2 separate regions of the Homo sapiens genome follow, and region 1 is linked to region 2. A link is a loop called in an ENCODE intact Hi-C map of the cell type or tissue named here. Cell type or tissue: heart left ventricle. All regions are shown on one strand. Each heading gives the region's core, and the rest is flanking DNA. Links, peaks and the distances in the headings are about the cores only. Region 1 has its middle 18 kb from the start of OVAAL. Region 2 has its middle 34 kb from the start of OVAAL.

The links. Peaks named below come from ENCODE experiments on the same cell type or tissue, not always from the same donor. Only the 100,000 strongest peaks of a DNase experiment are listed, where the experiment ranks them.
Region 1: a loop joins it to region 2, with 2.4 times the contacts of the local background. A loop is called at or near these places in 7 of 110 quality-filtered maps.

The regions. Positions count from the first base shown.
Region 1 is chr1:180,533,427-180,548,604 of GRCh38, forward strand. No RefSeq gene overlaps it. Among named protein-coding and RNA genes, the nearest start is that of OVAAL, 18 kb to the right of the region's middle. In heart left ventricle, for the core only: no CTCF peak of the experiment used is centred there; no DNase peak of the experiment used is centred there; H3K27ac peaks cover 5,943 bases.
Region 2 is chr1:180,585,415-180,600,592 of GRCh38, forward strand. No RefSeq gene overlaps it. Among named protein-coding and RNA genes, the nearest start is that of OVAAL, 34 kb to the left of the region's middle. RefSeq lists a silencer at 502-685. In heart left ventricle, for the core only: no CTCF peak of the experiment used is centred there; no DNase peak of the experiment used is centred there; H3K27ac peaks cover 1,064 bases.

The sequences.
Region 1 (15,178 bases), core at 4,757-12,756, 50 kb before region 2:
GAGTCTAAACATTTCATTGTGTTCACCGGAGCAGCGAATTGAATATAAAGTGGCAGGCCTTAAAAGGGAAGCCAGTGAGTCGGAGCATCATTTGCGTGAAATATATTATTATTGCCTGTTTTTTTTGATGGCATTTAAATGCTCTTATGAGAAATGAGTATGACCTCTTCTTAGATTGTTTCCTTTTTTCATTATAGTCACCCTGGCGGGGTCATCCCTCCCCACCGCTTTCAAGGCATCATGCCCAAGTCGCCACTTGGGGGCAGTCTAATGCCTCTGTCCCTTCCCATCGCCATTTTCCCGCCTGCCTTCTCTCTTAGGTGTTTGACCTGGTTTCTGGTCTCTCTTATAATAGAATGGTCATTACCAATCTCTGCAGTTTATTTAAAAAGAAGCAAAGGGTGGCATTCTTAACATATGGAAAAATGCTACATTGCACTCATACCGTTTTTCAAGGAGTATTCAGGAGTACTATCTCTTAGAAGGATGTAGGCAGGGCAGCCATGGTGATCACCTGTTTCAGAACAGACACCTTGGCTTGGGAAGGTTAAATCAATGTTTAAACCTCAAATGGCTCTGAAGGGGCAGGCTTTCTGATTCTTTGGTCAGTGCTCTTTCCTCCAATCATGCCGAAATAAAATCCAGCTTTTATTTTGCAGGAAGATCATTGTTTAATGAAGACAGCCAAACAACAAATAGCAGTACAAATAATTCAATAGAAAAAGGAAATCACAGAATCACATTATTTTCCTGTGTGTGCTCATAAAATGGTTTTAACTCAGGGAAGAAAAAAAATCACAATTCCCTTTCAAAGTTTAATAAAAATTCACTTAAACACGGGAATAAACAGCTTGCCCAGATCCTTTCCCCACCCTTCCATGCTCACCAGGCAATTTAATTAATGGGCAAACAGCCCGATGGTAGATTTTTCTGATACAGTGTCATGAACGAGTGAGATCCATCTTTGCACATGTTGGCACATCACTCTGGCTGCATTACAGAAACAGAACAGAGTCGTATGGTTCCTAGAAAGTAATTATTTGGCAGGGTTCTACCCCTGGGTGAATCCGCACAGAAAAAGTACTCAGGTGGCCCTCACTGGTGCCAGGGCCTGGGGTGGATGGCAGAGGGTGTGCATTGAATACGCGTGTAATGGTTTGAGTTCCTGAGGTGGGGAGGGAGAACACAGCAAGGGAATACAAACCCATAAGAACAGGGCTGTAAATCATGCCTACTTCCTCTGTTCCTGTAATTTATTCATTTAGCCATCAAATATGCATGGACTATTATATGCTCAGCACTGAGCAAAGGGTTTTGCATAAGTGAGCACAAGAAATGAACCTTTTTTTTTTTTTTGAGACAGGGTCTTGCTCTGTTGCCCAGGTTGGAGTGCAGTGGTACTGCTCACTGCAGCCTCAACCTCCTGAGCTCAAGTGACCCTCCCACCTCAGCCTCCCAAGTAGCTGGGACTATAAGCATGCACCGACATGCCTGGATAATTTTTGTATATTTTTGTAGAGACAGGGTTTTGCCATGTTGCCCAGGCTGGTCTCGAACTCTTGAGCTCAAGCAGTACTCCTGCCTTGGCCTTCCATAGTGTGGGATTACAGGTGTGAGCCACTGTGCCCAGCCAAGAGATGAACTTTTAAAGGATTGTAAACCAAGGGTATCTGAAATAAGTCTCAATCAATTTAGAAAGTTTATCTTGTCTGGGCATGGTGGCTCATGCCTGTAATCCCAGCACTCTGGGAGGCCGAGGCTGGCAGATCACAAGGTCAGGAGTTCGAGATCAGCCTGGCCAATACGGTGAAACCCTGTCTCTACTAAAAATACAAAAATTAGCCAGGCATGGTGGCGGACTCCTGTAGTTCCAGCTACTTGGGAGGCTGAGGCAGGAAAATTGCTTGAACCCGGGAGGCGGAGGTTGCAGTGAGCCAAGATCGCGCCACTGCACTCCAGCCTAGGCGACAGAGTGCGACTCCGTCTCAAAAAAAAAACAACAAAAAAAGAAAGTTTATCTTGCCAAGGTTAAGGACACACCTGTGACACAGCCTCAGGAGGTCCTAACAACATGTGCCCAAAGTGGTCAGGGGACAGCTTGGTTTTATATATTTTAGGGAGACATGAGACATCAATCAACATATGTAAGATGAACATTGGTTCGGTCAGGAAAGGTGGGACAACTCAAAGCAGGGAGGAGCCTTCCAGGTCATAGGCAGATAAAAGACAAATGGTTGCATTCTTTTTAGTTTCTGATTAGCCTTTCTCTGAATACATGATTTATAGGAATAGTCACTACACTTTAGTCTGGCTTAGTGAAACAATAGCGCAAAGGAGACAATCAGATATGCATTTGTCTCACGTGAGCAGAGGGATGACTTTGAGTCTATCTGTCCTTTGTCCACAAGGAATTTCCTTGTGATCAAATTGTAAGGAAGGTATGTCGCTTTTTTTTAAGTCTTAGTAGCTATCTTTTTAAGGAATAGCATGGGAGGCAGGTTTGCCCTAAGCAGCTCCCAGCTTGGCTTTTCCCTTTGGCTTAGCGATTTGGGGGTCCCAACATTTATTTTCCTTTCACAGGATTAAAAAAAATAAAAAGGTTCAGCACTTTGGGAGGCCAAGGCAGGCAGATCACTTGGGCTCAGGAGTTTGAGACCAGCCTGGGCAACATGGTGAAACTCCATCCCGTCTCTATATACAAAAATGATCTAGGCATGGTTGCACATGCTTGTAGATCCAGCTACCTGGGAGGCTGAGGTAGGAGGATTGCTTGAGCCCAGGAGGCAGAGGTTGTAGTAAGCCAAGATCATGCCACTGCACTCCAATCTTTGAGCGAGACCCTGTCTCAAAAAAAAAAAAAAAAAAGTTCATACTTTTGATCAGCTTTCATTTCAAATGAGGAAGTAGTTTTCAAAGTTATTTTAAAAATATTTGTTGAGCTTCTACTCTGTGCATTGGTGATGTCTGAAAAGCCCCAAGGCTCCAAACTGAAATATTGATATATTACAGTGAAGAGAAGCAGCTGCTTTTAAACCCCATTTTATTGACATGATCAAGGTTATACAGAAGTGCTGATGAGATGGGAGGGGTGAAGCAAGTACTGCTTTTAAAACTGCTCCCAAGATTACACTCAGTATTAAAGTTACAATCAATTAGAGAACCGTTCAAGGAATTTGCCAGAAGCCTTTCCAGGATTCTAAACCTGAGTAGGCAGAAGAGCCAGATTTTTGGCTAATTAGGCATTTGCCCTGTTCCTAACACCAAGACTTGCTCTGAGAGACGCCCCACTACCTCCGTTTCAATTTCTCCACAAAGGTTGAGGTCAAATATCAGCCTCTAGAACAGTCAGCGTTGTATAATCTGGTTAACAGAAATGCCCTAAGCACTGTGGTCCACAATGGACAGGATTCCATGCCCCCGTCCACTTCTAGCAAATGGAAGGAGCATACCTGCGATCTTACATCCTGCACACACCAATAGTACATCAGCCTCTTACTGCAGACAGGAGCTGGTCAGATTCTCAGCCAGTGTTTGGTGTGTCCCTTGCTACCTTCCGTCCCTCTGAGCTTGGTCCTCTGGGTGCTGCATCAAGTGTTTGTGTCTTGGCTGCTTCTATCCATTATTTCTCCAGGCATGGGAACTGTTCTGTGATGCAGATACGGGTCAATGCACCATCATGCAGTGATTATGACAGGAAACTGGAGGAGCAACAGCCGCAGCCACCAGAGGAGGAAGGGACCAGGCTTCCATTGCTACCTGACAACACCAGCATTGCCAAGCAGCTTTACATGCAACCGCAAACCCAGATGTCCAGCTTGATGCAAAAGCTGCCACAAAAGCACTCCACAAAATAAAGTCTGCACAGAGAGCAAAACATACCTTGGTTTCCCTCGTCCCCAGCTTTGATTTTAAGCAAGCCATTTATACTTTTTGGACCTTATTTTTCTGATTCTTGAAACAAAAGGGTAGGACCAATGACTTCTGATGTCCTTTTCAGCTCTAACTTTTTATGATTCTGTGTATGTAAAAGCCAAAGGAGAAAAAATATCTTGCAGGAGTTATTGACTCACTGCCCTGTAGCAGAATCAAGAGAATCAGTATTAATATTTTTCAGGCAATTAGCACAGGGTTAGCATAACAATTAGCGGTTGGTGTACACAGAAGAGTCTCAGACTGTGAATCAAAAGACATGAGTTCCATGCCATCAAGGAGGCATTATGCACTACAGAAGTGAAAAAAATCATGCTTTTGGAGCTGAGTTCAAATTCTGACTCCATCATTTGCTAGGGTGACTTTGTGCAAGTTACTTAACTTTTCTGAATCTGTTAACTTTGTTAGTAAATAAGACTAAACAATACTTCACAGAATTGTAGCTTCAGATTCAGACACAGAATTGAAGATCTGTTATAAGCTCTTCGCACATTGTAAGAACACACACAATATATATGCATTTATCTAAAAGCCTTTTCTAAGATCTCTTAGAGAAGGAAAACTAACCTATCTTGAGTTCCAGCTTTGTGCCAGAAACTTCCATGACTTTTGTCATTTAATCTTGATGAAGTGGCTGTTATCTAAATTTAACCTAAATTTACTTTACCCAGAAATAACATGAGTGTAATACCTTTCCTACCTAGCCTAAAGAGTTCTTATGAAGATGAAAAGAATTTAATGTGAAGGGATCTTGCAAATTGTCAATTTTTTATTTGTGAATATAATAGCCATTCTTTTATGAAACACTCTTTATAGTACTATGAAAAGAATGTTCAATTACCTAACATGCATTTATTCAGATCCTACTATTTGGCCATTTATTCAGAACATGATCTCTGTGCTCAGAGACTTTATAACCAGGGATCCCAAAATGACACCTAGGAAACCAATGAGAATGGTTAGAAGCAGCTGAGCTACCATCGAAGAAGAAAGGAATTAAAAGAGAATGATCTGACTTAAAGAATAAATAGATTTAAGGAGAAGCAATTGAGAGGAGACATTTTATATAAAGGGGTTAGCATGAAAATAGGAACACAGGCAGGAAAAAAAGTCTCTTTTGAAGCCTGTGAAGAAATTAGAATTTTTCCCCTTGTAATTTACAGGAACATTAAGCATTGAATCATGCATGCAGAAAATATTCAGTGAGCACCTACTACGTGCCAGGCACTACTCTAAGTGCTAGGGATGCATTAGTGGACAAATTAAAAGGTTGAGGAGCTTACGTGCTAGTGGGTGAGACTGCCACTAAACATAATAAATAAATTATACAGAATGTTAGAAGGTTATGAGTACAATAGAAAAGACATACTACAGTAGGGTAGGGTGATCCAAAGCACCAGGAGTTTGAGATATTAGGTGGCAATATAAAATAGGGTGGTCAAGCTGGGCTTCACTGATATGGTAACATGTAAGAAAGGCTTGAAAGAGGTGAAGGAGTGAGTCAAGCAGATTTATGGAGAAGGAGCTTCAGGCAGAAGGAACAGCTAGAGTGATAGTTCTCAAAATGTGATTCCCTGTCAAGACAAAGTGCATTAACATGATCTGGGAACCTGTTGGAAATACACATTTTCAGGTCCCATCTGAAACTCTGGAAGGCCCAGCAATCTTTCACTGGAGGGTTCTGGTGTTCCCTAAAATTTGAGAGCTACTGATCAAGAGGAAAGATCTAGTGGGTTTGTGCTGAGCTTGTGCCAGGCTTGTACAACCCCAGCATAACTAAAGTGAAATGCACCAGAGAAAAAGAAGCGATAGCGGAGATTGGAGGGGCTCTATTGAATGCTCTCATGCTAGACGTCGCATTTTTATCTGAAGTTCTACTTATGTAGTAATTTAAGAAGCCTCTCCCCCAAAGGAAAAAAAAAGTACGGTAGCATTAGTTGGCCCTGCTCAGAGTACATGACAAGAAGCTCCAATCATAGACCAGTTGAAAGTGTATGTTACAGAGAAGCCAAACACCTCACTATAATTAACTGTTTTATCAGCTGCTTTGAAAACCTATCATCGAGAATTTCCAAATGAAAAAGACTTGGGTTTCCCAGCTGAGACTGTTTGGAACCTGGTCGCTGGGGTTTTCCACAAACTAAGCTATCATTAAATATTTCTACCACTGAAGGGGGTCATTAGGTGTGCAAGCCCATTCGATTTAAATTCCTACTTATTTTGGTTGTGGATCTCGATATAGATTTGTGTCCCTAAGGCAGAAAAGAAGATGTTGGCATTTATGGATCTTAAAAATGTATTTTTTTTTCTAAAGATCTTAATGGATAAAGTAACTAGGGCTACAACAAGAGCTGGAAGCTTACACCCAAATATTTTGCCTGAACAATGGCTCCTTGTTTTATTTCTCAGTTAAGAAAAATGCCCAGGGACTGGCCAGGATAAGCAGTTCTTCCCTCATACTCATCCACCTGGCCAAGCAGCAATGTTCAGCTCTGTGGACACTGACAGCAAGAGGAGGTAGGTTGGGAAAGGGCCTGCAGGGCAGGCCTATGGGGAAGACACTGGGCTCAGAGAGCAGCGCCTTTAAAGTACATATACAGCCTGGCCAACATGGTGAGACCCTATCTCTACTAAAAATACAAAAATTAGTCAGGCCTGGTGGCATGCGCCTGTAATCCCAGCTACTCGGGAGGCTGAGGCAGGAGAATCGCTTGAACCTGGGAGGCGGAGGTTGCAGTGAGCCAAGATCGCACCACTGCACTCCAGCCTGGGTAACAGAGTGAGACTCTGTCGAAAGAAACAACAGAACGAACGAACGAAAGAAAGAAAGAAAGAAAGAAAGAAAGAAAGAAAGAAAGAAAGAAAGAAAGAAAGAAAGGAAGGAGGAAAGAAGGAAAGAAGGAAAGAAAAGAAGTAGGCCTGCTAACAGTGTCAGGTCCTCTGGTCTTCAGCAGGGGACAGATGGAAAAGAATTTTAATGGGTCTATGCTGACTGGTGCCATCCCAATTTTATGCCTTATCTTCCTGACATATTTTGCCAGCTTGTTCACAGATATACCCTTTGGTTATATATATATACCTGGGATTCTGATTTAAGCAGGTACCGAACCTTGGACTGTATCAACTCTACTTCGGTTTCATGGACTAGATTCTAGGGTCCAGCCCAGGCTTTCCCAGCACCAATCTTGGCCTGCCCCTGACTTTATCTTGACAGTGTCCCAGTAGTTAAGTTCCCCTGTGAGCCCCTCACTCTGACTCACCTGGAGCTCAGAGGTTTCCCTGTGCTTAGGCCCATCTCCCGTGGTGCCTCTACCTAGAGTCCTTCAGCTGCAGTTTTGGCTTCACTGTCTACTCCTTATTTTTTTGAGGTCTGACCTCAGAGTATCTTAAGAATGCAATATTTAACAAAACATATCCCTCCAAGCTTTGCAATATCCCCTGTGATCCCATTTCATGGGTAAGAAACCAAAATTATTATAGTCGATGAATAATAACCCCACTGATTCACAGGAACATTAAGAAAACCTTGCCAGGCTAAGCAATTCCAGGCAGCCTTCAGCCGCCACCACCGGTGATGAATCACAGAGGCTGCTGCCAGAGATGGGACATTTTGGGACTCTGCACATACAACTTAAGACACAGGATGGGAGTGGAGGTGAGAAAGAGAAGACATAAGATCCGTCCAGGGCAAAGGATTCAAAGGTCACCAGGACTACACTCACCTCCTGAGACCTGGTGACAGCAAAAACATTTCCTCGACGTGACTTCTATTTGGAAGTTGAGGAGACAGTTCAGCCACCTTGTAGAGTATTTTGCATCAGCTAATGCTCCCTGGCCTGACACACTCACAAACTCTGACCCATTTAGATAACCTCCCCTCAACCAAAAAAGAACGCACTTTCACCAGCCCCTGAAAATCTCCCAATGAATTTATCTTTTTAAAATGAGATAATTACACACGAAGCACTTAGAACAATGCCTGGCGCATATTCAGCACTGACTACGTGCTAGCTATAGTTGTTATTTTTGTCTGTGGTCTGAAGACAGATGCAGTGCCACTTGTCTCTTCAGACGCCAGTATCTCAATGCCCCTCTTCACCCGTGCCACACCCAGCCTACCAGGTCTCATTTCATCGAAAAACAAACAACAATAACAGCAACCCTCCCGCCCCCAAGCATTCTAATCAAATACTGCCTCTATATGCTATTCAGATTGCTTTTTTAAAAATGAAAATATACCTCAAAATGAAACAAATCAGGGATGCTTAATGATAGCCAAAATGTAATGTGGGGACCTTGTTTGGGTCCTGAGTCAAACAAAGCAACTATAAGAAGACATTTTAGAGACAATCGGGGAACCTTAATTACAGACTGGGTAGCCATAATACCAAAGCACTGTGGTTACTTTTGTTAGGTGTGATAATGGCATTGTGGTTATTTACTTATTTTGTTTTCAAAAAAAATATTTTGAGAGATTCAGAGGTGAAATAATATAAGGTCTGGAATTTGCTTGAAAGGAGCTCAGCAAATAAAAAATAAACAAAAAAGGGAGGATAGATCAAATAATGTAGCAAAAACTTCATAATTATGGATATGGGGGGTGGGCATATGGCAGTGTCTCCTGTTTTTTTCTCTACTTTACTGAATTAGCTCTCATGCCAAAAACAAAAAAACAAAAAAGGTTGCTGACCAAAAGTTTTTGGCAGTAGAAACTCAAGATTGGTAGGCCATGGGCAACGGATTGAATACTGATAGCAAGGGAGGCCATGAGGGGCGATTGAAACCTGGACCAGAGGTGAACATTACCGGGGCTGGAGGTGGTGAGAGTTTCTGGTGAAAGTGAATTCTGTATCCTGGAGTCTGGGGGAAAGAGAGGGCTGTAAAGTGAGACAGGCCAGTGCTCTGTCAAGAACTGGGGGAAGAGGAGAGAGATCCAACCGAGACACAGGCTGCAGGATTCCACCTCTGCTCGCTGGGTGCCATCCAGGCCATGTTACACCCCCGTTGCTTCTTGGAATGTGCTATCCTGTCTCCAGCAGAGCAGGGCTAGTCTTTGGCTAGTCTTTCCTCTGGAAACAGAGAAAACGTGTAGAGAGAAAAAAATAGAAATTACTGTTTTCTCTGGAGTTCACATGCCCTAAAATGACAAGATTCTCTTAACAGTGCTTTTTAGGAATAGGCATGGTGTGATTGTGGGAGGCTTGGGAAGGGCTGTCTCTGCTCCCAAAATATTTCCCCTCCCTCTTTCTTTACCTAAAATTCTACCCAAACGGGTGAGGTCTTTCTTTTCCACATCTAGAGCTCAGTTTACAGTGTTAAAATTCTTGGCTATGACTGCAGCTTATTCACCCTAATGCAGAAAGGACTAAGATCACGTTCTTCCTTCCCTTGCTGGCAAAAACTAGAGACAGCAGAGGGCCCTGGGAATAGGGAGGATGAAAACAAACTTAAATTATCTACAACGTGGCTGAGCACTGTTTCTCTGAATCTACTGGACAAATAGAAGTGGATGAAGAGTATGCAGCCATGTCTATTCTCAGACGGCACTCTGAAGAAGACTAAAGTACCTACATTCCCTTAATGACTCAGGCATCAGAGACATCTCCTCTCTCCCAGGCCCCACTCAGAAAAAATGTCAGATGCTGAACATATCCATAGCAACCAAGAACACTCCTCGGTGCCACCTTGGCCTCAGTTCCTGAATTTCTGAAATGGATTGAGAGAGAGAGGGAGAGGAGGAGGGGGAGAGGGAGAAGAAGAGGGGAGGAGGGAGGAGGGAGAAAAAGGGGGAGAGAAGAAGAGGGGAGGGGGAGGAGGGGGAGAGGGAGAGGGAGAGGAAGAATCATACTTCTATATTTATCTTTTCCCTCCCTACTCTGGGATTTTATAAAAATTAATAAAATAGTGACTGCACCTGGCCCCCTGGAAGAAGACCCCTTTCTGTGCCGTGGGAATGATGCCATTTTCTTCCCATATTCTCCTCAGATGTCTTTTCCATTAATCACCTGATTTTGAGAAGCATAAAGGAATTTGGTGTCCTTTCTATTTTAGTCCATCATATTATTTTGTAACTCAACCATATTTGTAAAGAAAAGCTAGGTTGTATTCCCACTAACAGTTCAACAGAGCAATGTTCCAAGTGGGTTGTAGTAAAATAATGTTAATCTTTTTCTTGGAGCAGGAAGAAATACAGCAACCCTTTGTCAGTCTTCCACTTGCTGCAAGAAATGGGAATCTTGCAGAAACACTGGACTTGCATAGGCAATGAGAAAGCATTGAAAGAATAGTTCACCAAGAAATGGTAGTTCCTCTTTTACTTTTTTTTTTTTTTGAGACGGAGTTGTGCTCTTTTTGCCCAGGCTGGAATGCAATGGTGTGATCTCGGCTCACCGCAACCTCTGCCTCCCGGGTTCAACCGATTCTCCAGCCTCAGCCTCCCGAGTAGCTGGGATTACAGTCATGCACCACCACACCTGCCTAATTTTGTATTTTTAGTAGAGACGGGGTTTCTCCATGTTGGTCAGGCTGGTCTCAAACTCCTGACCTCAGGTAATCCGCCCGCCTCGGCCTCCCAAAGTGCTGGGATTACAGGCATGAGCCACCGCCCCTGGCCGGCAGTTCCCCTTTTATTTTAATGACACGCTCCCTCTTTTCTTTAGGAATATATCCCTCCTCACCCCCTCAGGCCCTGGTGAGGTTGTCAATCACAGTACCCCATCCCTCTTCTGGCTCCAGTGGGAAATATGCTGACCCAGATTGGCCAATCTGAGTACACCATCATTCTGACCATTGTCATTAGTTCAGGGCAGGCAAATGACCCAAGCCAGTCAATCAGGGCTGTCAAAAGCTGGCACTGCACAATCCAACAGAACTTGTTTACTCTGCAGCAACGTCCTTGCCAGCTCAGGTCCCTGCTGTGATGGACTCCTGGCCTGACTCTGAGGTTTGTTCACACTCTCAGTGCCCAGCCAGGGCAGCTACATGCCGAGGGGCTTCCTGCCTATGCCACACGTTCACCAGAGCACTGCCAAGGTTCCAGGGAAATGGAGCCGACTGGGTTTGTCAGAGCCAGGTCTCAGACAATACTTTTGGATCTGCTGTGGTAGGGATGAACCAGTCCCTCTGAGGAAAGAATATTCCTGTGACGTGTAAGAAATACATATTTGGGCTGGGCACAGTGGCTCATGCCTGTAATCCCAGCACTTTGAGTGGCAGAGGCGGGAGGATTGCTTGAACCCAGGAGTTCATGACTGGACTGGGCAACATAGCAAAAACTGTCTCTACAAAAAGTACAAAAATTAGCTGGGCATGGTGGTACACTCCTGTAGTCCCAGCTACTTGGGAGGCTGAGGTGAGAGGATTGATTGAACCCTGGAGGTCAAGGTTGTAGTGGGCCATGGTTGTGCCACTGCACTCCAGCCTGGTGACAAAGCAAGACCCTGTCTAAACAAACAACAACAACAACAACAAAACAAAAAACAAAACAAAACAAAAAAACAGAGAGAGAAATACATATTTGGTCTCTGCCCTCTGGGGCCCCATGAGTAGACACTGGAAACTTTTAGTCCCATCCTTTGTCCTTCAGGGAGGGGAGAGGAGCTAGAGATTGAGTTAGTAATGCCTACCTAATGAAGCCTCCATACAAATCCCTAAAGTATGGGGTTTGGAGAGCTTTGGTGTTCGTGAGCGAGACTGCACCCACATACTGAGAGGGTGGCAGAACTCGTTCATGGAGACAGAAGATTCCTATGCTCAAGACCCTTCCAGACCTTGCCCTATGTGTCTCTTCATGTGGTTGTTTGTTTGTATTCTTTAATATGTCCTAATAAACTGGTAATCTAGTAAGGAAACTGTTCTCCTGAGTTCTGCAAGCTGCAATAGCAAACGGTCAAACCTGTGGAGAGGGTCCTGGGAACCTCTGATCTGGAGCCAAGTCAGGCAAAGTTGTGGGTAAACTGGGGACTCACCACTTGCAGTTGACATCTAGGGTAGGGGGCAGTCTCATGAAATCATGCCCTTAGCTTGTGAGATCAGATGCTAACTTCAGGTAGATAGTGTCAGAATTGAGTTGACTTGTGGAACACCTGGTTGGTGTCTTCTGAGAAGTGAGGAATAGGTGTTGGGAAAAAAATCCCACACATCTGGCGTCAGAAGTGCTCTGTAGTGAGCATGAGTATAGGGAAAAACAGTTTATTTTTTCTATATAACCCCCAAAGAGAGACTCACCAGGACAGAAGGAAGATTTGGAGCTGGTTACCCGGGCTTTGTGCTGAGATCCAAAGATTTTTCAGCTGGGCCGCAGTGGCTCACGCCTGTAATCCCAGTGATTTGGGAGACCAAAGCAGGAGGATTGTTTGGCTGCAGGAGTTTGAGACCAGCCTGGGCAACATAGTGAGACCCCCATCTCTACAAAAAATTTTAAAACTTAGCCAGGTATGGTAGTGTGTGCTTATAGTGTCAGCTGCTTGGGAGGCTGAGATGGGAGGATTGCTTGAGCCTGGGAGGTTGAGGCTGCAGTGAACCATGATCATACCACTGCACTCCAGCCTGGGTGACAGAGCAAGACCCTGTCTCAAACCAAACAAACAAACAAAAAATAAATAAATAAAGATATTTGAGCTAAAAGTATCATTGATTGGCTTTGGCAGATCATAAAAAGACCTATATTACCCCTTCCCCCAAGGTAACAGATGCTTGTGCGCAGCCACAGCTGACTAACCAGGCAGGGACTATACAAGAGAGAAAAAAGATGCTGCAGAATGACCTTAGTCACCTCTAGACATATGATAGATAGGCTGTCATAACTTTTAAGCACCTTTCTCAAGGCCCACAGTGTTATACCACACTGTTTCCATCTGAATGCTTCAGAGAACAGGTTTCAAGCAAGACAACCTGGTACCCAGAAGTGGAGGCAGGGCACTCTTAACCAGCATGCACCTGGCATGAGAAATACTCTAGGATTTTCTATACAGCAGATTAAGAAATATGGGGATCCCAGTTGGGTTAAGAATTAAGTGCCTTTCCAATTGACTTAGTGCTGGTGAGGGGTGACAGTGGGGAAAGGTGTTGTCTTATTTTCACTGAAGCACATGGTCTACTTCACTGAAGTAAGGCCAATTTGCATTTTTTCCAGTTATATATGGAGTCTTGTATTGGACTTAGCTGGCACTGTATTTCTACTTTATTCTTTTTTTTTTTTGAGACAGAGTCTTGCTCTGTTGCCCAGGCTGCAGTGCAGTGGCGTGATCTCTGCTTACTGCAATGTCCGCCTCCTAGGTTCAAGCGATTCTCTTGCCTCAGCCTCCCAGGTAGCTGGGATTACAGGCACCCGCCACCATGCCCAGCTAATTTTTTTTTTCTTTTTCTGAAACGGAGTCTTGCTCTGTTTCCAGGCTGGAGTGCAGTGGTGCGATCTCGGCTCACTACAGCCACCATCTGCCATCTGCCAGGTTCAAGCGATTCTTCTGCCTCAGCCTCCTGAGCAGCTGGGACCACAGGTGTGCACCACCACGCCCAGCTAATTCTTGTAACTTTAGTACAGACAGGATTTCACCATGTTGGCCAGGGTGGTCTTGAACTCCTGACCTCAAGTGATCCACCTGCCTCGGCCTCCCAAAGTGCTGGGATGACAGGCATGAACCACCGGGCCTGGCCATCTACTTAATTCTTAAAAGTGGTCTTTAGAAATTGACTCCTAAGGCAGCTGTCCTGCCTGCCCCTCAACCCAGTTCTGCATCTGTGCCATTGCTTCTGTGCACCCTCTCTGCTTCCCCAACCTTCTTTAAATAGGTCATGCTATCTCCCACCAGAGGGCAATGGAATGAGTGTGTTAAGAATAGAATTCTGCAGATAAAGCCCACTCTGATTTTTTCACTGTTACCTGCTGTGTGTTTGGAGCCTGCTTGCCCATTGACCTGAGGCCTCACACCACTAGGCCTTTCCAGTGACTGCCTCACTGAGACCCTTTTGGATTTTCAATCCTGTAATGCTAATGAAAGCTTTATCCAATTGATGGCATCCCACTAATAACAATGTTGGCATGCATGGCCCTTTCATCTCCTCTTGGCTAGTGATAAAATAGTCTGCGATTCCAGCTGGAAACGATTTTGACTCAAGGGGTTTCTTGGCCAGAGGTAAATTGTTTCTTTATATCTATACTGGTGGCCATCTGAATTGTATAAGTTTAAACGTTTTTCTGTCAAAGAAAATATCTCAGATATAAAGTGTGACTTTTGGCTAAGGTATTCTAGGAGACAGAGAATGGTATCCAGGTTGGATTACTTAATATAAAAATAGAATCATATTCTCTTACTTGCATTTTTCTTCAAGCCATTTTGTTGACACACAGTACCAAAAGCATTTCAGAGGTCAGTAGCAGGCATCTGAATACCCTCAAATGAAGCAACAACAAACAATCAACTAGTAAATACTATTTTTAAGGGATTTTTTTTTGAGGTGGAGTCTTGCTCTGTCACCCAGCCTGGAGTGCAGTTGTGTGATCTCGGCTCACTGCAACCTCCGCCTCCCGGGTTCAAGCGATTCTCCTGCCTCAGCCTCCCGAGTAGCTGGGATTACAGACGTGTGCCACCATGCCTGGGGAATTTTTGTATTTTTAGTAGAAAAGGGGTTTCACCACGTTGGCCAGGCTGGTGTCAAACTCCTGACCTTAGGTGATCCACCCGCCTCAGCCTCCCAAAGTGCTGGGATTACAGGCATGAACCACTGCGCCCGGCCTAAGGGATTTTAAGGCAGCAAAAAACCCAGTTTCAGGCTCTGCCTTCTTAAACACAGCCATATAAGACAGATTAGGATAAAAAAATATAGACCCATATTCATTTAAGATATGCAGATAGAAATTGCCAAGTATTAGTGCCATGCACAGGGTTTAAGGTGACCAATTGCCTCAGTTTTCCCAGTACTGTCTGGGTTTTAGCACTGTAAGTCCCACATCCCAGGAAACACCTTGGTCCCAGGCAAACTGGAACATTTGGTCACCCAAGAGCAGGCCAAGTCACAGAACTCAGGCCATGGCCAAAATGAATAGACTGTTCAGGTATTTTTATGGTTGATGTATATTATTTGTCTCAATTTATTTGTGTCTTAGTAAAAGAAGGGTTAAAATCTGAACCTCACGCTCAGAATTGTTGTAAGAAACTGCCTCAATTAGTCACTAGGCAATTTGCAAATGTGAGATGGTATGAAATTATAAATAATAGCTTGGAGTGATTTTAATGTAGCTAGTAGACCT
Region 2 (15,178 bases), core at 3,030-11,029:
AACCTGGGAGGTGGAGGTTGCAGTGAGCCGAGATCACGCCACTGCACTCCAGCCTGGGTGACAGAGTGAGACTCTGTTTCAAAAAAAAAGAAAGAAAGAAAACTGGAGCTAAAAGTGAACAAAAGAAAAAAGGAAAGAAAGATAAGAGAAAGGAAGGAATTCAAACCTCTCGGGTTAAACTGGATGTCTGAAGTTGTTTCGACTGTGGCTTCCAGGAAGCTCTGCCTCATTTCTTTGAAATATGACTCAGGTCCTTACCCAGGAGCATGTCTGACCTTGTTCCGACAGAACTTTAAAATATTTACTCTGTACTCCCTCTAGGCAGCTTCTCCATTCTTAGTCTCCAGCCATCTGCTTGGCAAGGCAAGAATCACAGATGACCAAGGTACCTCCTCACACACACCTGACAAGAGAAAAGTTTTGATTCCCTTGTCATGGGCCCCGACACCTTGGGCTGCTTCTACTGCAAAGGGCAGTATCTGGGGGATGCCCGGGCAGAAGAAGAGGACTGGGTTACATACTGTGCTTGTTTAACAAAGGTTTTGGGGGGCCATTTTAGCCAAAGATCTTTCTTTGAGTTCAAAAAGTTACACAGCTTTTAAAATCTGAGGCTGGAGCTTCTTGAGGGTGCCTGGCAAGGACAGCCAGGCCAAAACTGCATAGGAAGATGGCAGGAGTTTCCGTCCGTCACCTCTTCTGTGGCTGTGTCTCTCTTCATCTCTCAGGGCAGCCAGGGGACTCTGCTATCTCTATAGGCCACTCTCAAAATCCGCCCTCAGGAATGGAGCTCATGGACTCATTCGTGCAGGTGCTATAGCTAAAAGAGAAACTCCTCTTTAAATGTCTGAAAACAAAGGGATTGATGACAATTTTTGACATCTGGGGCTCTCAGTGCCAAGGAGGCAGAGAGGTGTTAAGGATAGGAAAGACTTCTTGAAATTGCTTATTTCGTATCTCGTGAGATTCAACCTACCAATAAGACTGGCTCTTTGCCATGCCTGAAGGAGTTCACTTGATATTCACAATAATTATGGAGTCCTCTCTTTTCTGAACTAAACTCCATAATAGGCACAATTAAGCTAACCTTTACTGAGCACTTACTATACCAGGTATTTTGCTGAGCACTTTACATTATTTTCTTTAATTCTTAAATTTAGGTAGAATATCATTTAGGATCCTCTTGATAGACCTAAACCAAATAGGTGTAAACGCAAAGAGCATTTATTGGTTTACAAAACTGGGAAGCTCAGGAACAGGGCTGCCTTCATACATGACTGGACTCAAACAACATTATCAGAACCTTGACTCCCTCCATCTCCTGGCATGGATCCACCTTCCTTTGTGTGTTGGCTTTGTTCTCAGGTTCCCCGTGGGGGCAGGTGGCTGGAGCTGCTCCAGCCAGACAGTCTTCCAGCATCTCCATTTCAGCAGGAAGTAGAAAGCAGCACTCAGGAGTGGCACTCAGCTTCCTCCTGAGTGCTCAGATGTACTCTAATTAGACAGCATCACATACTCATCTCTGAATTGGCCTCATGGCCAGGGGCTTTGAAGAGTCTGTCCTGAGTCATGGTCTGCATTCTTCTTCTTACTATTTTTTTTAGACTTTTTTTTTTTTCTCTGTTGCCCAGGCTGGAATGCAGTGGTGCAATCACAGCTTACTGCAGCCTTGACCTCCTGGGCTCAAGGGATCCTCCCACCTCAGCCCCCAGGGTAGCTGGGACTACAGGTGCACTCCACCATGCCCGACTAATTTTTGTATTTATTGTAGAGGTGGGGTTTCACCATGTTGCCCAGACTGGTGTCAAACTCCTGGGCTCAAGTAATCCTCCTGCCTTGGCTTCCCAAAGTGCTGGGATTACTGGCGTGAGCCACTGTGTCCGGCCTCCATTCCTGGAGGGAGGTGGAGGAGCCTTAACTAGACCAGAAGGATAGAGACTAGGGGAGAAGGATCTCCAGATGGAAATTTGGGGAATAGATGCAGAGCAAGCAACAAAAAATTTTCATAACCCCTGTGAGTGTTAGTGTTCCACTTTGATAGATGAGGAAACTAAGGCTCAGTAATTGATAGAACAGGAGCTCGAATCCTGTCAGTTACATTTAACAAGCCATATTATTGTTCCATTTATTCAGAGGAAATGTTTTTTCTTTTTAAATACATAAAAACAAGAATGCATAACTAGAGTAAATGAATTAATGTCAAATTTTCCATAATGAAAATTCTCCTTAACTTGTCCTGCAAATGTACCCCAGGAGACAGAAGAAGCCCTCTAAGAACGTATAACTCTCTTTTCAATATGTCAATGGCCAAGTTTTTCTGCCAAGGGAAAGAAAGGGAATGTGACTCATTATTAAAGATCCAGGGCATGCTTTTGACTTCATCTTCAGAATGATTTGAACCAACAATTCAGCTGGCTTCAAGAAAAACAACACATGAAGTGACTTACTGTAGAAAGTAAAAAGTTTCCTCTTCAAAGTTTAAAAATAAATCTTAAGTGTTAGAAATAATAGTTTCTTTTAAAGACTAACTTCCTTCAAGCCTCCTTGCTTTATGCTAATAACTCTTTGTTAAGCCCTATCCTATGTAGCTGTTAGACATGCTCACAGGCATAGTACATTCTATGTCCTTGAACCTTAACCAAAATATTTGTGTTGGACACGCTCATAGGCATGTCCCAGCTCACAGCCTGTGTCCCTTCCTTACTTAGGAATATTATTACTTTTCTACCTATTTTTAAAAGTTTTAAATTATTAGCCAGTCAGGTTTCATGAGGTCTGGCTCCAGCCAATGGAGACAGGACACAGCAATAAGGACCTCACGTGTAAGTAATAAATATTCTGGTGTCTGTTTATTCTGTGTGTGCCCTTGCCATTGTCCCATCTGCAAGGGACACCCTTTCTGCAGAAAGTAAAAATTGCCTTGCTAAGACAACTTTTTGTCTAAATGCTGATTTTTCCTTGTGGCACCAAAGAACAAACATTTTACATTTCTAACACTTACTGATATAATTTATCCTTTCTTAGATACTTCACGTGGGCCTGGCTGCCTTGTAAAGGGTTTTGAAACAGTCATTTAGGAGATATGGTCATTGTTGATTTTATTCTGAACTCTCAACCACAAGCAACTATGAAGTCTGTTATTAATGACCTTATCATATTGACATGTACTAACCAAGATAGAGAAAGCTATGGTGTTAGCAAAGTTAGCAAAGTCTTAGACTTGGCACTAATTAACTCTGTAACCTCAGACAAATCTCCTAACCTTTCTGATTCTCTCTCTTTCTTTTCTTTTCTGTTTTTTTTTTTTTTTTTTTGACAGAGTCTCACTCTGTCCCCCAAGCTGGAGTGCAGTGGCGCCATCTTGGCTCACTGCAACCTCCGCCTCCCGTGTTTGAGTGATTCATCTGCCTTAGCCTCCCAAGTAGCTGGGACTACAGGCACCCGCCACCAGGCCCGGCTAATTTTTTGTAATCTTAGTAGAGACAGGGTTTCACCATGTTAGCCAGGATGGTCTCGATCTCTTGCCTCATGATCCACCTGCCTTGGCCTCCCAGAGTGCTGGGATTACAGGCATGAGCCACCGTGCTCAGCCATTCTTTCTGTTTTTTAAGAGATGGGGTCTCACTGTTTTGGCCAGGCTAGTCTCGAACTTCTGGCAGTGATCCTCCTGCCTTGACCTCTTAAAGTGCTGGGATTACAGGCATGAGCCACCACCCTGACCTCACTTTCACTCACTTTCATCTATAAAATCTTCTTTTTTGTTTGGTAGAGGTGTGGTCTTGCTATGTTGTGAGGCTGGTCTTGAACTCCTGGTATAAAATCTTTAAAATGATGATAATAAGTTTATAAGTTTTTGTGAAATTCAGATTATGTAATATGCTTTAAAACTCAAGAATGTTTGTAAACCTGTTAGAATTTCACAAATATAAAGTGTTATACTCCTTTCAATCCAAGAATCTGAGAACTCTGTGGCTGCCTATCACAGTAACAGTGAAGAAATTCCAAGAGGCAGGTCTAGATTAAGTTAGAGTTGAAGTCTGTAACTTCAGAAGCTGATTCTGGACTAGGTAACAACCTCCTATTTAATCAGGAAATAATGGCTTGCAGTAAAACAAAACAAACAAAACATAAAAACACCAATGTGTTTCATTATATTGAAATGCAAAAAGAAGAATGTGATCCAAGCGTGGCATAAACTTCTAAACAAAATCACCAGTTACTAAAATTCTGTACAATTCCATTTTCTCAACATACTTGACTTTTGGATCATTTGTTCACATCCAGGAGATTCCTTAGCACCCCACATCTATTACCTCAAATATGATCAAATCCCTGCAGGGCTCAGAAGAAAGATCAACAAGTCAGAAATCTAAAGAGTAGATATACTGAGGCCAAATTAAAACAGAGCAATGATCAATCCCAAGAATGGAGCCTTTCAGATTTCAAGTAAAAGTGGCCACTGTTTGGGCAGAGGACATACTCCAGCATCCTTTTCTCTCCAAAGCCTTCCCTAGTACTCTCTGCCTTGCTTCCACACAGAAAACTTAGCACCTTTGCCCATCTCCGGTCAGATGATCAAAGAATGCTTCTTGGCCTTCCCTGACTTTCCTTGGTTACTGAACATTGGGCACCAACCATTATTTGTGTGTTAGTTTGTTTATGGGATTGGAAGCAGAATGCCTGCTGTGTTACCTGGTTAGAGGCACTGGAAGTGCCAACTAGAAAGCCCAATCTCTCAGCTAAAGGAGCTCTCCAACTGAGGTTTGGCCTGCAAAGGTGGTGGTGCCTGAGCTGAAGGGTGAATCAAAGCCAGCTCCTCGGATAAGAGGTGAGGGTGATGGATATTTCAAACCAAAAGAATCAGCCAAGTGCTGTGGCTCACACCTGTAATCCTACCACTTTGGGAGGCTGAGCTGGGAGGATTGCTTGAGCCCAGGAGGTTGAGGCTGCTGTAAGCTATGATTATGCCACTACGCTTGAGCCTGGGAGACAGAATGAGATCCTGTCTCAAAAAAAAAAAAAATTAAAGTAAAGAAAGAATAACCTGAACTGAGGAGAGACACAGAAGATCATGATGCATTTAGAACATTTATGTCCATATAGCTGGACTACAGAGTGTATGTGGCTCACAGGAAGCTGGAAAAAGTGAATAGAGAGGTAGGCAGGGGCTGGATCATGAAGAGCCTTGTAAGCCAGGTTTTTAAATTAGCTTTGATCATGAGGGCAATGCAAAGACATCAGAGAGGTTTAAGCACAGAAGTGATATGATCAGATGTGCAGTTGAATAATAACAAGCAATATGTGTTCCAAACAAAATTTGGAAAATCAGAAAAGCACAAAAAAAGTGTAACAGATGGTATTGAATGTCCGGGCCACACTATAGGTCTAAGACTATAGGTCTAAGAATGTTTTCTTAGACCTATAGTGTGTCCTGGACATTCATGACATGACCTTTTTATTTATTCTTTCCTATTGCTTCAGAAAAATCCATTCTAGGATAAAATCCTTGCTTTTCTGATCCCATTCTGTCACAAAAATGCTCTCATTTGAGTACTGCAAAAATTGTGTGAAGTGTAATATTACACCTTCAATATTTTATTCATTGAAAAACTTCTCATCCGTCTGGCTAGGCTTGCTTTAGTCTTGGAAGCTTGCAGTGAAGGAAGGGTGCACAGTCAGCTTTTTCCCTCTTCTACCCACTAGCTGCTCTTTCCTTAGGCCTCTGGGGATGGATTAGGGGCAAATTACTCAGATTTATGTGACTGACACAGTTGTCATATGGTGTGCCATTCGCACCTTGGAGATCCTTCTACTAGGGACCCCTGGCTAGAGTGCCCTCCTGCCAGGTAGCTTCACCCTGCAGGTGGTTTTCCAGGGCAGTGTCCCTTTTGACATGGACTGTGAATGGGTCCCCTCATTCCATGGCCCACCCGTCAATAAAAGTGCAGCTCCCTGCCAATGAGTCTTCTCTCTTTATTCTGTTGCAGGGCAGGCCCTTCTAGACTTTCACCTTTAGGCTTCCTCTGGTGAAAGTCAGTCCTGTGTCTCTCAAACTCCAGGAGACACAGATCAAGGACTCACTCCAAATGACTCTTGTGAAACCTCCTCACTTGGCTTAAAGGGAGGTGGTGTTTCCTATGGCAGGAGTAGGGTGGGTTTGGAACAGTGCACCAGGACCATTGTCTATAAAGAAGACCTTGATCTGGCTTCTTAAGCCCCCAAAGGATGTTTCTAGCCTCTCTTCCATAGCCTAAGGTGGGTAATGGGCTTATATTGACAAAGCCCAGTTCACAATCTCTTTGTGTGCCCTGAACATAGCTAGGGGGTCTAGCAATTCTATTAAAAATTGGTCTAGCAAATTTTTTAGAATGTGCCAGTGTAGGACCTACCTTAGTATTCTTAGTCTTTGAAGAGTTGAGAAAATAGAGGAAGCAATTTTCTTTAAAAAATGAAAATCATTCATAATTCCAATAGTTTTTTTTCTTTTCTCCTTTGGAAGTATAGAGAATAAGGAGAGAAAATTCTCCTTCCACCTTTCAACTATAACAGTTTGATGTGTATCTTTCAAAAATTTGTTATGCTTATATAAATACAGACTATAGATAGACGGGTGATTGTAAAACATAGCTATGGCCAGGTGCAGTGGCTCACACCGTAATCCCAACAATTTGGGAGGGCGAGACAGGAAGATTGCTTAAACCCAGGAGTTCAAGACCAGCTTGGACAACATAGAGAGACCCTACGGTTTCTACAAAAAATTTAAAAATTAGCCAGGCATGGTGCCATGTGCCTGTAGTCCTAGCTACTCAGGAGGCTGAGGTTAGAGGATCACTTGAGCCAGGGAGGTCAAGGCTGCAGTAAGCTGTGCTTGTGCCACTGCACTCCAGCCTGGGTAACAGAGAGGAACACTGTATCAAAAAATAAAATAAAATAAACAAATAAATAAAACATAGCTACACAATGTTTGACATTTTTTCTATCAAGAGGTGGCGTTTATGTTCCCTTCCCTTGAATTGGTGCAGGCTTGTGACTGCTTTGACCAGTGGAATACAGTGGGAATGAAGGTTGTGACTTATGAAGCAGGGTCCTAAAAGGCGTGAAGCTTCCACCTTGATCCCTGGGGACACTAGCATTTGAAGCATCAGGCCACCATGAAAGAAGTATGACTACCCTGAGGACATGATATTGGGGAGGACACACATAGGTCAGTGCCAGCTGAACCCATCCTTCAGCATTGCAGGCCAGGTGGCAGGACATGTGCATAAAGAAAAATGTAAGGAGTACCTCTTCTAACTCCAGCTGTTCCACTCCCAGCCATTCAAGTCATCTCAGCTCTAGATATCATGGGGCAGAGAAAAACCAACCCTGCTATGCCCTGTCTGAATTCCTGCCCCACAGAATCTGCAAGCATAATGAAATGGTGGTTGTTTTATGTTACTAAAATTTGGGGTGACTTGTTACACAGTGATGGGTAATGGGAACAGACAGCTATTTAGAAAGTTCACTGAACTGCAAATGGTAAAGATGGAGTTGAAGGGGGCAAGACTGGGAACAGAAAGACAAGGTAGGAGGGTTTTGCAGTAATCCACATGAGAGACCAGCGGCTAAATTAAGGCAGTGGTAGTAGGGAAGGAGAGATAGGGCCCAATGGAGAAATATTCAGGCTCAACACTTATGGCCCCACTGGCCGGTATCAACAGCACAAAACACAAGAGATGGGCTAGGAAAAGAAGGCATAGAGCAGAGGCCTTGCGCATGCTGTTAGCGTATCTCCTTTGGTATATCTCAGCTTTTTCCTCTGTGTGCAGACTCGGCTTTGTTACCCCAGGCTGTGATTACATGGTTTAGTTTCACAAACGGGATGCCCTGAATGTTAGGCTGTGGATTACATTAATCAATCTATTTTGTTTTATCTTACATGCTTACTTAAAAGCTCCTTGTACTTAGAAAGAAAATATATGCAAAGTAATGTACAAAGCAGAGACTTGTCATTGTTTTAAGCTGAGCCCTTGTACCCTGTCAATGAACAAAGAGGCCCCTGGGTGAGCAGGATCAGTTTATAGTGATCAGTCTCTGAGAGATCTACCTCCCTGCAGCAGGGCAGTGAAGGAGGGTGGGAAGGACAGGGTGTACGGAACAGAAAGATAGAAAAAAATTGCTCACAGCCAGCTTACTGGCACGTTTCAAGATATGCTAGGCCTAGACTGCAGGACAGTGTGTGCTGGAGATAGAGTTGCAGTCTACAAAAGGTCTGCACATGCATTAAGTATGGACAGACAAAAGCTCGTGCTGCCAAAAATGGTAAGGCTTGTTACCTCTGGGGGTTGGAATTACTTCTGTTTTTTGTTTTTGTTTTTGTTTTTGAGACAGGGTCTTGTTCTGTCACCCAGGCTGGAGTGCAGTGGCACGCTCTTGGCTCACTGCAACCTCCGCCTCCCAGAGCGATTCTCCGGTTTCAAGTGATTCTCTTGCCTCAGCCTCCCGAGTAGCTGGGATTACAGGCGCCCGCCACCATGCTGGGCTAATTTTTGTATTTTTAGTAGAGACAAGGTTTCACCATGTTGGACAGGCATGTCTCGAACTCCGGACCTCAGGTGATCCGCCTGCCTCAGCCTCCCAAAGTATTGGGATTACAGGCGTGAGCCACTGTGCCCAGCCTTCTTCTGGTTTTGTTGATGTGTTGGGACCTTTGTGCTTTTTTTATATTTTCCAAATTTTCTGCATATGTATTACTTCTGAAAATAATTTTTGAAAAAACTACATTCTTTTAAAAATTATGAGGCCCTCACAGTTTCACCCATGTGGCTCTTATCTGCACTAGTGTTTTCTGCAAGTTTCACTCTAGATCATCTGACTACTCTCATCTTCCTAGACTAGGGGACTGCACACGCAATAAGGGACCACTTTATACACAGTTTAGGGCCCTCTGAGTCTCCCTTTCAGAATTCTTTCCTGAACACTTCTCGAATACTCAACACATTCTCCAAGTGCTCGGGACAGCCTCTGAGTCCCTGCAGTCCTCTCTGCAGTGCCAAGTCTGTGGTCTTTAGTAACCAAGTCTGTGCTCCCAAATCACTTCTCTCTCTCTCCTACAGTCTCCCACTTCCCACCCTCCATCCAAATGCCTACTTACTTCCCAGGAAGATCTCAGCTGGATGTTAGAAACAGAGCTAATAAATATTAAACTCATTCACAACATTTGAATGAGTAGCTAATAGCTTCATACTCACTGAGTTTTAAAAGAGGTTGCCCAATTAATGTTAGTGTCTCTAATTGGTGATATCAAAGCTATAGTCGAATGCAGATTTTCCCGCTCGCATTAAATCTATGTGCAAGTAGGTCACAACCTCTTTTAGCCAAGCAGGAAGGGTTTCCTGCAGCCAGGCGCCATCACCATTAATATCAGATAGAGCAGTAACTAATTCAGTCATGTTGATGGATGCCGAGATGGTGCCTAGACTCATCTGCAGTGGGAGCTACAAAGCTAGAGTGCGAGAAACCAATTTCCTCCAGCCTGAAGTGCTCTAGGTCACCCCTGGTTACGGAGAAAATGACATGAGTCACTGCATCTCCTAAGCCAGCTTATCCAGAATGTTGTGCACAGCTAAGCCAACAAATAACAATAGGTGTACACAGAATACACATTATCTCACCCCATTAGTCCTGAAGATCTATTCTGATTTCCCAGAAAAAAGGTTAGGGAAACTGCAACGTGTGGCAGTTACAAAAACACTTCAAACCAATACCCAACAGGGGAAGAAATGCAGACACGCTCTGAACTCCAGCCAGCGAGCCAGTTCAAAACCAGGCTTTACCTGTCCAAGGAAATCCCTTCCCTGGGGGACATTTAAAATGGCTTAGAGGCTTTCTTTCTTTCTATAAAGCAGAGTTTGGGGTGCTCTCTTGCTCTTGGGGTGCTCTCTCACTCTCTCTGTCTCTCTCTTTCTCAGTTACATGCATTAAACGTTTACAAGTATCTACCATGTACCGAGTATTATGCTAGGCACTGAGGTTTCTAGTATGAATATGGCTCAGTCCCTGCTCTAAAAGAAGCTGAAATTCAGTTAGTGGGTGGCAATGGGCACAGGTGCAAATGATGGAGCAAACAGTAATACAATCAATTAAGTCCTATAAGAGAAGATAGAAGAACAGGGACAAGGAAGTGTTGAAGTCCTCCTGCCAGGACTGAGGCACAGGTGGGAATTGGGTGGGTGGAGAGGCGGGAAGCTGTGAGGCGGGGAGGCACAGGTGACCCTGGAGGAAAGGCTTCAAGGATAATTAGTTAACCAAGTGGCTAAGTGAGGTGCAGGAGAGGAGAGGGAGATGAACTCTCCTCTACTTTGGAGCATTCCAACTCTAGATTTTTATGTTTTTACATTAGCTTATTTTTCTTTTGTTTCTCATTTAACTCTAAAATCAAAACTAAGTGCAAACAACATTTTATAACCCTTGAAAATGGAAATGGTACACTATGACCTGTTCATTTCACAGTTAAGCTTCTTCAAATCTTCAGTTCTCTGCTCCTAGACTTTTGGATTCACATTAGTCCTAGAAGATGGATCAGAGAAATGCAAGGAAAAAAAAGTGAAAATCATTCATTTTTAAGTAGTTAATGTTTTATAATCTAATTCCAAAAAGACTCAGAGGAAACAATTAATGTATCTGTTTAACTGATCCGGTTAAAATGATTGTGAAAAAGTTAGAAACGAAAAGCTACATTTCAACTTTATTTCCCCAAGCTATTCCTTTCCTCAATTAGCCTGATAATTGGGAGATAACTACAGAGCATGCCACATCCACTCTAAAGCATATTTATAGGAAAAATGCCAGAGATCTGGCTGTCTATTCTTTAACTCTAAATAAAGCATTTCCAGATGCCCAAAATGCACCTAAAATATATTATATTATGTGTATATATATGTATATATATATATTTCTTTTTTTTTTTTTTTTTTTTTTGAGATGGAGTTTCACTCTTGTTGCCCAAGCTGGAGTGCAATGGCACGATCTCGGCTCACTGTAACCTCCACCTCCCGGGTTCAAGTGATTCTCCTGCCTCAGCCTCCAGAGTAGCTGGGATTACAGGTGTGCGCCACCACGCCCAGCTAATTTTTGTATTTTTAGTAGAGATGGGGTTTCACCATGTTGGTCAGGCTGGTCTCGAACTCCTGACCTCGTGATCCACCCGCCTCGGCCTCCCAAAGTGTTGGTATTACAGGCGTGAGCCACCACGGCTGGCCAAATTTATTTTTTGTATAGCAAACTGACTATAGGTGTATTCCTTTTAAGTTCATTTTTAAAAGCATAAGTGCTAGGCTGGGCATGGTGGTGGCTCACGCCTGCAATCCTAGCACTTTGGGAAGCTGAGGCAGATGGATCACCTGAGGTCAGGAGTTCGAGACCAGTCTGGCCAACATGGCAAAACCCTGTCTCTACTAAAAATACAAAAATTAGTCGGGCGTGGTGGCGCACAGCTGTAATCCCAGATACTTGGGAGGCTGAGGCACGAGAATCGCTTGAACCTGGGAGGCAGAGGTTATAGTGAGCCGAGATCACACCACTGCACTCCAGTCTGGGTGACAGAGCGAGACTCCATCTCAAAAAAAAAGTATAAGTGCTGTATACTTATAGATTAAAATAAAAGTACAGAGGGAATAACAGTCACTCCCCAGAAGTAATTATAGTCAACAACTTTGTGAATCTCTTTCCAATATACGTATGTATTATACAAGAAGATTGTAATATAGACCGTGGCATCTCCAGAATTTCTATATTGGAGAGGCTCAGGGGAGACATCTAGTTAAATGAGAAGGCTAGGAGAGAAGCTGCCTTTTCATAGTAAGCCGTTAGTATTTTAGATTGAATTGATTTGGCATATTTTGTGGGGATGGGGGCTGGAGGAAATTATGGGAGGAGCTAAAGGCTTTCCTGAGCCAGCTATGGCAAGCACTGCCACCTATTTCCACAACCTGCTTTTTTAACTTAAAAATGTCTTGAACATTTTACCATGTCACCAACACATAGAGATCTACCACCTTCTTTTATAATAGTTACATTGAATTCCACTGCATTTAATTAATCTCCTATTGATAAACATTTAGATGTTTTCCAGTTTTCACTAAGCATTCCTCTCTTTCTCTCTCCCTCCCTCTGTGTGTGTGTGTGTGTGTGTCTTCTGTTTATAACATGAGAATTTCTGTAGAATAGATTCATAGAAAGAAGATTTATAGGATGAATTATATGTACACTTAAAATTTTGACAGAAAACTCTCATTATTTAATATATGACTCTGCTGCCACTGTGATGGCAGAATACTGTCTTCTATGATTGATGGAGTGACCATATTATTTAGCAGCCAAACCAGAACACTTTTGAGAGAGAAAGTAGATGCAATTAATTATCATGCTGGAACCACAGGCATAAACCAGGACTACTCCTGGGCAAACTAGAACATTTGGTCACCCTAATAATTATTAATATAAACATCATCAGTGAGAATAAGATCATTGAAAAATTGACAGTTCTGCAAATAACTTAAGAAATTTCAATTATCCTCCTTTTTTCCTTCCAAAGCCTACTTTATTACTCCCATAGTGTATCACCGTGAAAGAGTATATGAATCTTCCAGCAATCTTCTTGTTGGATCTTGTGTTAATGACAACAAACACAAAATCTGGGGGGAAAGGGGGAGAATCTGCTTCTAAATGTTTAGCACTATTCAACTTTTCAGTTGAAAAAGGGGAGATTCCCAAACCAGGAATCATAGTTGGATATCAAAATATCTCACGGGATACAGAAATAATATGAAGAGAGGAAAAAGTGTTAGAAAATAGTAGAGAACCTTATCACAAAACATTTGTTTCCAGTAAATCTAGGCTCGGCATTCTTTAATAAGTCCAGAAGTTACATAAAAGCAATGAAAAAGAAGATAGCAGAGTCAGTTTTCTGAGGTCTGTGACTTGGGTTCCAGCAGGCCAAATTTTAGATAGTCCATGGACTAATGTTGATTTTTGTGGCTCAACCTGAGAACATATATTCTCTTTGGTGTCCTGTGAAATACTGGCAGGGCTTGGCCAGCTTCCTTGGTTCTTTATGGACAGTCCAAGCCCTGAGATACCAGACATATGGCCTTCTGTGAGTGTGGTCTACCAAACATGTCACTTCCCATTTCCAAGACAGCTGGGAAAAAAAAAATTATTTTGCTGCCAGGCAGGATCAATCTATGGTAAAAATCTGTGTAAGTTCAGAGACAACTGGTTGTTCCAGATGGAAAAGGAGAGTCCATCTCGTGTCTTGTCTGTGTGTGTTCCCATCCCTCCAGCAGTGCCCTTTATTGCTCGTTAAGGATTACATTCCTTTTTCTGTCTGTTATCCCAGGCTCAGGAAAAAAAGCCCTTGACGGGTTAATGAATTACCCAGCACACTGAATCATCTGTCTTGTGTTTCTTACTAAATGAGAGGCTTTAACAGATCAGCGCTGAGGTGTTGGGAAGTGTGTTTCTAGTAAACGGCAAGCTGATGAAAATGCCTCAAAGCCTTACAATTCACGACCTGAAGGCAACTCCAGGAGAGGATAGTTTCCAAAACATACCTCCTTTCAGCTCTTGTCCATTGGCTGCGAATTCAAAAAGTGGATGTAATTGTCAAGTTTTTTTTCAAGGGCTGAGTTAGTTACAACAATGTACTGTTTAGTAGTAGCAACTGTTAACCTACTTTTTTTTTCAGGAGTGACAATGGGTACAATACATAGCAGCATTCCCACTTTCTCACCTTGACTTTGCTTTAATTAAGGCGTGCATTGGCAAAACATTTGAAATGCATTCTCTTTCTGTGAAATGGATGTTTTGCTTTATCAAAGGCCATCTGAAAGCTGAGATCAATCTATAGGTACTGACAAAGATAAGATGTTAAGTCAAAAACAAACAAACAAACAAACAGAAATTGCCAAATAGTACGTATGGCAGATCCCATTTATGTAAAAATATGTGTAAATATAGTATGTGTTAGTATTTGAGTAGAAGGAATTTGAAACACTATGCACCACATTATTAATAACTGTTATGTCTGAGGGTGGAATTGCCAGGGCTTTTTACTTTCTAAGACATCTGTATGGTTTGCCTTTTATACAATAAGCATCTGTTACTTTCGAATCTGAAAGGGAATGGGGGTGCAAAAATAAAGTCACTCCAAAAAATTCAACTGATTTCTTAGTCATACAGTCAAACTAGCTGAGCTATCCAAATGCAAACATAAGAAGCTTACCAATGGGGAATGGACTGTACATACTGTAAAAGGTAGCATTGTTATATATTAATAAATATTACATACACAGGATAGGCTTCTAAGGGCAGAAGCAAAGAACAAATGCCAGAGAGAAAGAATTTTCTATTTCTCATTTAAAAAATTAACTTGTTAAAAAATAAACTTAATTTAATTGGAGAACTTTTTCAAACTCACAGACTTATTTTGGAAGATTACTCGTTTTAGTTACGTAACCTGAACCCTCAGTTTAGGAAAATGCTCAGCAAGAATATGACAGATGTTAATCGGTAGCATTTAATGGCAAATTGCTGATGTTGTTCAATTAATCATATCAGATCTAATGTCATGTTTTTCTGTGATTTGTGAGTCATCCCAGTGTGGTATAGTGAAAAGTATATAGGTTTTAGAGATTCCGCTTAGGTTCAAATCTCCCCTCTCCCACTATACTTCCAATTTGATTTTGGATCAATTACTTAACCCCCTTAAGCCTCGGTTGTTTGAATTAAATGTATTTTATAATAATAACTGCTTAATAGGCTTGTGATAAGGCCTAAACAAAATGATCTATAAAATGCATTTTATAAACTATAAAATGCTCTAGCATATAGTAGGCACTGAATATTGAGTGAATAAATGAAAGAATTAGGGAATATTATTCTAGACTTTGTTTAATGTCCACACAAAATGAGAGAGACAGAAAAAGAAAAACAGAGACAGAGAGGGTGAAAAGAGAGAGAGAGGAGAAGAGAAAGACAGAAAAGAGAGAAGAAAGGAGAAAGTTCCAGTTCCTTCAGGTGTGGAGTTTCCTAAGAATGAAAGTGACTCATGATTTAGAAAAGGAAAAAAGTGAACAAGCAATAACTGAATGCAAATCCTAGGTTTGGAATAATGCTGCAACATTTTGAAATTGCCACACAA